2 separate regions of the Homo sapiens genome follow, and region 2 is linked to region 1. A link is an interaction called in ENCODE POLR2A ChIA-PET data of the cell type or tissue named here. Cell type or tissue: A673. All regions are shown on one strand. Each heading gives the region's core, and the rest is flanking DNA. Links, peaks and the distances in the headings are about the cores only.

Region 1 (5,877 bases), core at 1,504-4,003:
GAGGCAAGGACAAAAGTGCAGGAGTATTGGATAATTGTAAGCAAATGTCTAGTGGAAAGAATCTGTAATAGGATATTCAGCAATCCTTACAAGAAATCTTTGCAAAATAGTAAGGAGGCCAAGCGCAGTGTCTCATGCCTGTAATCCCAACTCTGGGAGGCTGAGGTTGGAGGATTGTTTGATCCCAGGAGTTTGAGACCAGACTTGGCAACATGGCAAGGCCCCATCTCTACTAAAAATACAAAAAGTTCGCTGGACATGGTAGCATGCACCTGTAGTCCCAGCACTCAGAGAGGCTGAGGCAGGAGGATCATCTGAGCCTGGGAAGTTGAGGCTGCAGTGAGCTGTGGTGGTGTCACTGCACTCCAGCCTGAGCGACAGAAAAAATAATAATAATGATAATATAATTAAGGAAAAGGGGGGAAGGGATGAAAGGGGTGGCATAGACAATTCTTGTTAAGTTATTGAATGTAGATCTTGGAGGAAAGAAAAAATTAGGGGGAGATTCTGCTGATGGAATCCGCTGACTGGAAGGACACCTTCAGGAACAGCTCCGCTTCCACCCCACCCCCATCTTCACATGCACTTGATCCAACCAGGGGCCCTTCCCCGGCTGGGTCTTTTAGCTTCCCACTCACTTTCCAGGATTAGAAAGTTCAACCCAAGTGTCTTAGGTTTTGTATCTGTCTCAGTGCATTTTCCCTCCATTCACTCTGGCTTGACCTCAAGGGGAGAAGAGGGAAAGGTCCTTCGTGCTGCAGTTCAACCTCCCTAAACCCCTGTGAGGCTTCCTACTCTTCATACCCCAGAGCTTCCCCTGGAGGCTGAGGTGAGGGAGGCCGTGTGAAAAGGAATGAAAGGGAACCTGAAAACATATTTCCACTTAGCTGATGCTGGGCCTCCCTCTCTCATTGGCCAAGGCCCCGAGTCATGGCAGCCATTCAAGGCTGGCTTCTACATTGCGTGCAGTTGAGGGTCCTTCTGACTCCTCACCCGGGAGCTCCCCGTCTCCACAATCCGCTGGCAGGGTCAAGGCACTTCCAGCTCTCTTGCCTTTCCCAGCCCTCAGCTCCTGCCCTGTGGTCTCCCTGCAGGTCCTTTTTGCTGCAGTCCTTTTGCTCCAGAAACCCTCCCTCCTGACTCAGGTCTTTCTGAGATGGATGGGCTCTACTCTCTTCCCTGGCCTTCACTACCCACAGAAAAACTCATGGTCCATGGTCCTTTCTAAACTCATGGTCCTTTCAAACAGCTTGGCCACCTGTTGACCTCTGCCTCTTCTCCATGCTACAGGTATCCTTCTACCTTCAGGACAGGGACAGGCACAGGCACTGGTCCCTAGGACCACTGCACTAGAGGACACAGTTCCACATCTGCTGAGACCAGTCTCAGGCCTCAGTTCAGCAGGAGCACTGAGCAGGCCTGCAGTCCACTGAGTTCAGCAAGCGACTGGCCAGCAACCACAGTGATGCTGCGCTTCTCACAAGCACTGAGCAGGCCTGCAGTCCACTGAGCTCAGCAAGCGACTGGCCAGCAACCACAGTGATGCTGCGCTTCTCACAAACCCCCAGATCTCTCCCTGGGATTCTCACAGGCCTAAGATCTCACTCACACGTGGGAGCAGAGAAGTGCCCAGCGAGTTTCACTTTACAAAATCACATAAATAAGTTTCTATCCCACAAAATACATGTTGAGTGTTTTCTTAGACAAGCTCTTTGAGGTGGGGACCATAACAACAATTTACTTATCTTTTTGCAAGTGCTGCATGCCTGAGTTTTGTATTTCTCTGCATAATATGGGGAGGGAGCACTCATTATCTTCAGTTGGAGACTTCAAATTCAGAAAAAAAAAAAACAGGAAAAGCAGCATTGAGCATCCTCCTGCAGAAATGTCAAGGTCATGTGATTTGGAGAATCTCTCAAATATAGCTCATTATTGGAATGCATAAAATATAAAGCCACAACATCCATTTTCTCAGATTTCATTTTTATAGCTGGGGTCAGTCAGCTTTTTCTAAAAACATCCAAAAAGTAAATGTTTTCAGTTTCAGTTTTGCAGGCTACGCAGTCTCCCGTGGTGCGTCGCATTAGGCCCTAGGCCATAGTTTGCTGACTCTGGATTTATATAGCATTGAAACCAAACTGTCATGGTTAACAGAGTACACATCTGTGAAACAAGACTTAGCAGCAATTATACAGTATATAAGACATGCCTTTCAAAATGTAAGTTATCGAGTAGGATTTTGAAGCATGGGTTCTCATTTGGAGGTACAGAGATTGCCTGAATCCCTCAAAATTGTAAGCAAAACTGTGTGTAACTGTATTTTTCTAGGGACTCAATCATAATAGCCAGGAGGTTCCCAAAGGGTTAAAAAAAAAAGATTAGAAACACTGCTTTAAAAGTAAATATCAATATCAAAATGGACAATGTAACATTTTCTTTCTTATAACAATAGTTGCAGTACTCTAAAAAACTCTAATCTAGAAAAGCATGTGTTTAACCGCTAGTAATGATATTTTCTAGCCTAGCTGATTTGCCCAGTCACATTCCTGGGCCCCCTAAGCTTCACAGGGAAGGCAGGAAAAGGGGAAAGTGAGCCTCTGTCACAAACCCATTGAGTTCTTCCATAACACCCAAGCTCGTCTCCTCCTTTCAGCTCCTCCTTCTCACAAACTGCGCAATCCCCTTAGGGTGTAGCGAAACTCGGGGGTATTCCCAGGAGGATCAATTCCCTTTAGACAGGCCAAGCAGGAAATAAAATTGGATTACTCATAGGTAGGAGAATGTTCTTAGAAATTCCTTTTTACTGTTGTTTTGTTTTTCACTCAACATGCCAAAAACCACACCTCGTAACTCTGGGAAATTCATCTTCCCCCACTATATAAAGAAGTCTTTAAACCAAAAACTGTGGCTCTTACAGGTGATCTAAATGTGGCATTAAAAACTTATAAAAATTTGTTTAAAAACAGCATTGTGCACATAGTCACCCCAGTAGGAAAAATAAAGCAAAATCAAGAGATTTTAAGTCAATGAGACCGGAGTTAAAGAGATTCAGAGAAGACTTACATGCAAAGATTTTCAAGAAATTTGTATATATAATATCACAATTTGTCACATAAAAAGAGATAGAGTGGAAAAGCCATATCTCCAAATGTTATAAAATTTTTAAAACGATCAATAAACTCCAAATAGCATAATATTGAAGAACAAAATTGCAGAACTAAAAATACCCAAACCTCATGAGTTCCTGTAAAGCTACTATGATCAAGATGTTGTGGCACTGGCAAAGTAATAGAAAAATAGATCAGAATAAAGCAGAACAGATAGCCCTGAAACAGACCCACGTAAACACAGTCAACTGATCTTTGACAATGGGACAAAGGTAATATATTGGAGTGAAGACAGACTTTCCAACAAAGGGTGTTGAAACAACTGGACATCCACATGCCAAAAAAAAAAAAAAAAGGAAAGAGAAATGACCAAAAAAGAGAGAAAAAAACAGAAAGAAGGAAGGAAGGAGGGAGGGAGGGAGGGAGGGAAGGAAGGAAGGAAGGATAGAAAAGAAAGAAAGAAAAAGAAAGAAAGGAAGGAAGGAGAGAAAGGGAAAAAAGAAAGAATCTTAACACATACAAGTTTTACAAAAATTAACTCATAATGGATCATAGACCTAAATGTAAAATGCAAAACTATAAGACTCCTTGAAGATAAACATCAGAGAAAATCCAAACGGCCTTAGGTTTGGCAATTATTTTTAGATACAACACCAAAGATACAATCCATGAAAGAAATAAGCTGGACTTCATTAAAATTAAAAACTTCAGTCTGTGGTCAGACACTGCCAAGACAATGAGAAAAGGTAAGCCACAGACATGGAAAAAATATTTGCAAATAACGTAAGTGATAAAGGAGTGTTATCCAAAATATATAAAGAACTCTTAAAACTCAACAATAAGAAAATGAACAGCCCAATTTTTATGTTTTTATTTTTGTGACTTTATTTCCAAATTATTTTAAGTTCAAGGGTACATGTGCAAGATATACAGGTTTGTTACATAGGTAAATGTGTGCCATGCTGGTCGGCTGCACAGATTATCCCATCACCTGGGAATTAAGCCCAGCATTCGTTAGCTATTCTTCCTGATCCTCTCCCTCCTCCCACCCCCAACCCTCTGACAGGCACCAGTGTGTGTTGTTCCCCACAGTATGTCTATTTGTTCTCATCATTCAGCTCCCACTTACAAGTGAGAACACACAGTATTTGGTTTTCTGTTCCTGTGTTATTAAATAGTTTGCTAAGGATAATGGCCTCTAGCTACATCCATGTCCCTGCAAAGGACATGATCTCATTCCTGTTTATGGCTGCATAGTATTCTGTCATGTATATGTACCACATGTTCTTTATCCAGTCTATCATTGATGGAACAGCCCAAGTTTTAAAAATGGGCAGAGAAATGAGGATGTTTCATTATAAGAAGGGGGTTAATTCATCGAGGAAAGTGAGTGGTGCGGTTTCCTCTTACTTGGGGGAAGTCAGCCTTTTTGTTCTGTTCAAGCTTTCAACTGATTGCATGAGGCCCACCCACACTGGGGAGGGCCCCCCCTTTAGTCAGTCCACTGATTCAAATGTCAATCTCATCCAGAAACTCTCTCCCCAAAACACCCAGAATAATGCTCGACCAAATATCTGCGCACCAAATATCTGGCCCAGTCAAGTTGAAACATAAGGTTCACTATTACAGTGGGGGACTCTGTGCATGTAGAGGGGAAGGGGTGTACAGAAACCCTCTGTATCTTCCCTTCCATTTTTCCGTAAACCTAAAAAACTGCTCTAAAAATAAAATCTATATTTAAAAAAAAAAAGTTTAACTCAGAAAGAACAGCACACTCTTCAAAAAAGTAATCTCCAAATGTAACTACATGAAAAGTGAATGACTCTTACAGAAATACATTTTAGTTAAATGGAATTGATTAGCTAGATTTAACCGACTGTTCAAAAGTGCCCCCAAAGCAGGTGTTAACTCACACCCTTCCTTATTACACGAAGATAATAGTAAATGAGCAATTTAAATGTCTATAATGATTATTCTATCAGCATTGTGTATGAGGATTTCTGGATACAAACAGAAGGAAAGGGAGAAATCTTTAGCATAAGGAATTCAGCCCCCTCCAGTCTAGACCACAGGACAGGAGGCCTATTTAGATCCTTCAGCACAAAGCACACTCAGTCCAGGACAATACAAAAAAGACCCTAAATGCTTTGGTAGCAATAAGAGAAGGTATATGTGACTGACTAGTACATCAGGCTTGACGATGAACCACAGCTCAATAAAGTCAGAGACTGCCAAACTATTGCTTCAATATGGCCCCCCCACTTTTCTGTAAATAAAATTTTATTAGAACTTGGCCATGCCCATTTGTTTACTTACGTCTGTGTCTGTTTTTGTACTGCAAAGGTAGAGTTTAGTAGTTGCAACAGAGATTATATGGACCACAAAGCCTGAAATACGTACAGTTTTGGTTTTTTCTTTTTTTTTTTTTTTCTGAGATAGAGTCTCACTCTTACCCAGGCTGGAGTGCAGTGGCGCGATCTCGGCTTGCTGCAACCTCAGCCACCCAGGCTTAAGCAACTCTTGTGCCTCAGCCTCCCATGTAGCTGAGAACACAGGTGCCCGCCACCACACCCAGCTAATTTTTGTATTTTTAATAGAGACATGGTTTCTCCATGTTGGCCAGGCTGGTCTCAAACTCCTGGCCTCAAGTGATCTGCCCTCCTTGGCCTCCCAAAGTGCCAGGATTACAGGCGTGAAGAATCATGCCTGACCAACTCTCTTGTTGTTCACAGAATAATTCTGTCAAGTCTTTATAAAGTTCATCATTTTT
Region 2 (2,500 bases), core at 1-2,500, 120 kb after region 1:
GTTTATATATGAGATCTACAACTCATTAAGGGTCCAAATCTTTTCTCTTTCTTGGGTCATTTGAGAATGTGAATGTAAGCATTATGCTTCTGCCCTAAGAGTATTTGGGCCAAGTGATATAAGGTGCATTAAAATCGCAAATAGCCAATGAACGACGTAATTCTTTCCTCAGACTTAACACATGTTTATACGTATGGTTTTCTTACTAATCTAAAAAAATTTTATGTACACCATAACAATGTTTATATTGTTTATATCAGAAATTATAAAACCTAATTATATTTTTGCTGCCAAATTAAGAGAATGTAGAATAATTATTTATTCACAATATATCCATCTCCAGATAGCCTGTTGTTATATATCATTTCAACTGGACCTTTTTTCTACTTTAAAAGCTTAAATAACTGTAGGTAAATCCCCCCTCCTCGGTCTATAACATCTATGTGATATAGGATTTCAGCTTTGTCTCTCCAGGGACAAATCCATCTATCTAATTTAAAAGCCTCCTAAGAATCACCACGTAGCCTTTAACTGAGCCATCTACTAGAGTCAAGGTTGAAGGGTCAAATCCTACTTAGTCACTGAAGCGCAGGCTCTCTTTGCAGAGATCAAAGTGCCCATTCTTCCTAATCGGCCATATCAAAAACATCCTGCTCTTCCCTGGGAGCCTAGGAATGACTCCATGCCCCCATCTCTGTACTTTAAACTACATGCCATTCCCACGACTCTCAGGATACAGGTGTGAAAGGCGCTGTCGCCACACCAGAGCCGGGTCCCCAGGGCTAGCATCTAGGAACCACTTCTTACCAGCTGTGTAATCTCTACAGCTATGTCTCTAAGTCTGCTCCCTCTTATGAAGATGGGGGCACTACCTCTCCCACCCTGAATTCCCCAGTGGAGTCACAGGGAACCTGTCAAATGAGATTTCATGTATAAAATATATAAATAATTAATACCAAAAATGCGTATGTTCTTTCATTCATAAAGAAGCACATGCTACTAGCACAACTGGCATTTTGTGGTTGGCTTCCCTTTGCTTTGTGCACCTTCAAATAATGTATACATGTAACCACATGCTGTGTTCTCAACTACAGACTTCTTAAGACCAGGCAGCCCTGTGCTGCCAGGGAAAGACAGGCTCCTCCCACCCTTATGTTCTGGCTAATTTGTGGAGAGCCACAGTGGTGTCTCTTAGTGCATTTGTCATCACAGCTCTTCCTCGTTCAAAATTGTATTCGTGAATGATACCACGAACAACCACAACTGCAAGCAGCAAATAAACAACTGCCGAATGCACAAAAACAATGGCAAATTGCTCCTAAAATAAAATGAACAAACTTGTTTTAATTGGACAGAAGTGGAACAGAAGTAGAATTGTTTTTCTGGGGGTAACTCTAGGCCATTTAAAGCTGCAAAGAGTGCCTTTGCCTAGCTGCTTTCTTCATGTCCTGAGGACAGGACAAAATGCCCGGGAAGGGGCCTCACATGTCTACTACTCAGGCAGCTGCCCACAGAGAACATGAATCCCTTGCCACGTCACACATGCCAAGCACACACAATGCATCATCAACAGGCTGGGCTCCGCCTGGTCCAGGCCACTGGGGGACAGCACTTCCCTTCTCTCTGCTCTATACAAAAAGGTGCCCTAAAATGCAGGCCGACATTTAAGTTCCTCTGCCACAAATGACAGAGATTTACATCTAACTAAAGCACTATTTATTGAAATTTCAGTAATGCAAAATGGAAAACGCCAAGCTACCAACTATATAAAGTTCATTTACTGGAGAAGCAAATAAAATAAGACAGCAGCAGCTGATCACCAGTCCTTGCCCAAGGATGTGGAGACAGAGGAAATCCACATCTTTGGCTCCTCTTCCCCAACAAGCATGTAGATATCCCAGCCTCAACCACCCTGACTCCAACTCCCCACCAAGCATGTAGATATCCCAGCCTCATCCACCCTGACTCCAACTCCCCACCAAGCATGTAGATATCCCAGCCTCAACCACCCTGACTCCAACTCCCCACCAAGCATGTAGATATCCCAGCCTCATCCACCTTGGATCCAACTCCCCACCAAGCATGTAGATATCCCAGCCTCATCCACCCTGACTCCAACTCCCCACCAAGCATGTAGATATCCCAGCCTCCTCCACCTTGGCTCCAACTCCCCACCAAGCATGTAGATATCCCAGCCTCATCCACTTTGGCTCCTCCTCCCCACCAAGCATGTAGATATCCCAGCCTCAACCACCCTGACTCCGACTCCCCACCAAGCATGTAGATATCCCAGCCTCATCCACCCTGACTCCAACTCCCCACCAAGCATGTAGATATCCCAGCCTCATCCACCTTGGCTCCAACTCCCCACCAAGCATGTAGATATCCCAGCCTCATCCACCTTGGCTCCTCCTCCCCACCAAGCATGTAGATATCCCAGCCTCATCCACCCTGGCTCCGACTCCCCACCAAGCATGTAGATATCCCAGCCTCATCCACC

The links. ChIA-PET counts read pairs that join two places held together with the same protein. Peaks named below come from ENCODE experiments on the same cell type or tissue, not always from the same donor. Only the 100,000 strongest peaks of a DNase experiment are listed, where the experiment ranks them.
Region 2: POLR2A ChIA-PET joins it to region 1 with 6 read pairs; 2 of 35 experiments call an interaction of 5 or more read pairs at or near these places.

The regions. Positions count from the first base shown.
Region 1 is chr13:109,644,543-109,650,419 of GRCh38, forward strand. No RefSeq gene overlaps it. Among named protein-coding and RNA genes, the nearest start is that of LINC00676, 81 kb to the right of the region's middle. In A673, for the core only: no CTCF peak of the experiment used is centred there; a DNase peak (open chromatin) is centred at 2,679; H3K27ac peaks cover 1,793 bases.
Region 2 is chr13:109,763,526-109,766,025 of GRCh38, forward strand. All of the region lies in intron 1 of IRS2 (insulin receptor substrate 2), which reads right to left. Among named protein-coding and RNA genes, the nearest start is that of IRS2, 22 kb to the right of the region's middle. In A673, for the core only: CTCF peaks have their summits at 1,577 (motif pointing right) and 1,776; DNase peaks (open chromatin) are centred at 1,136 and 1,566; H3K4me3 peaks cover 529 bases; H3K27ac peaks cover 689 bases.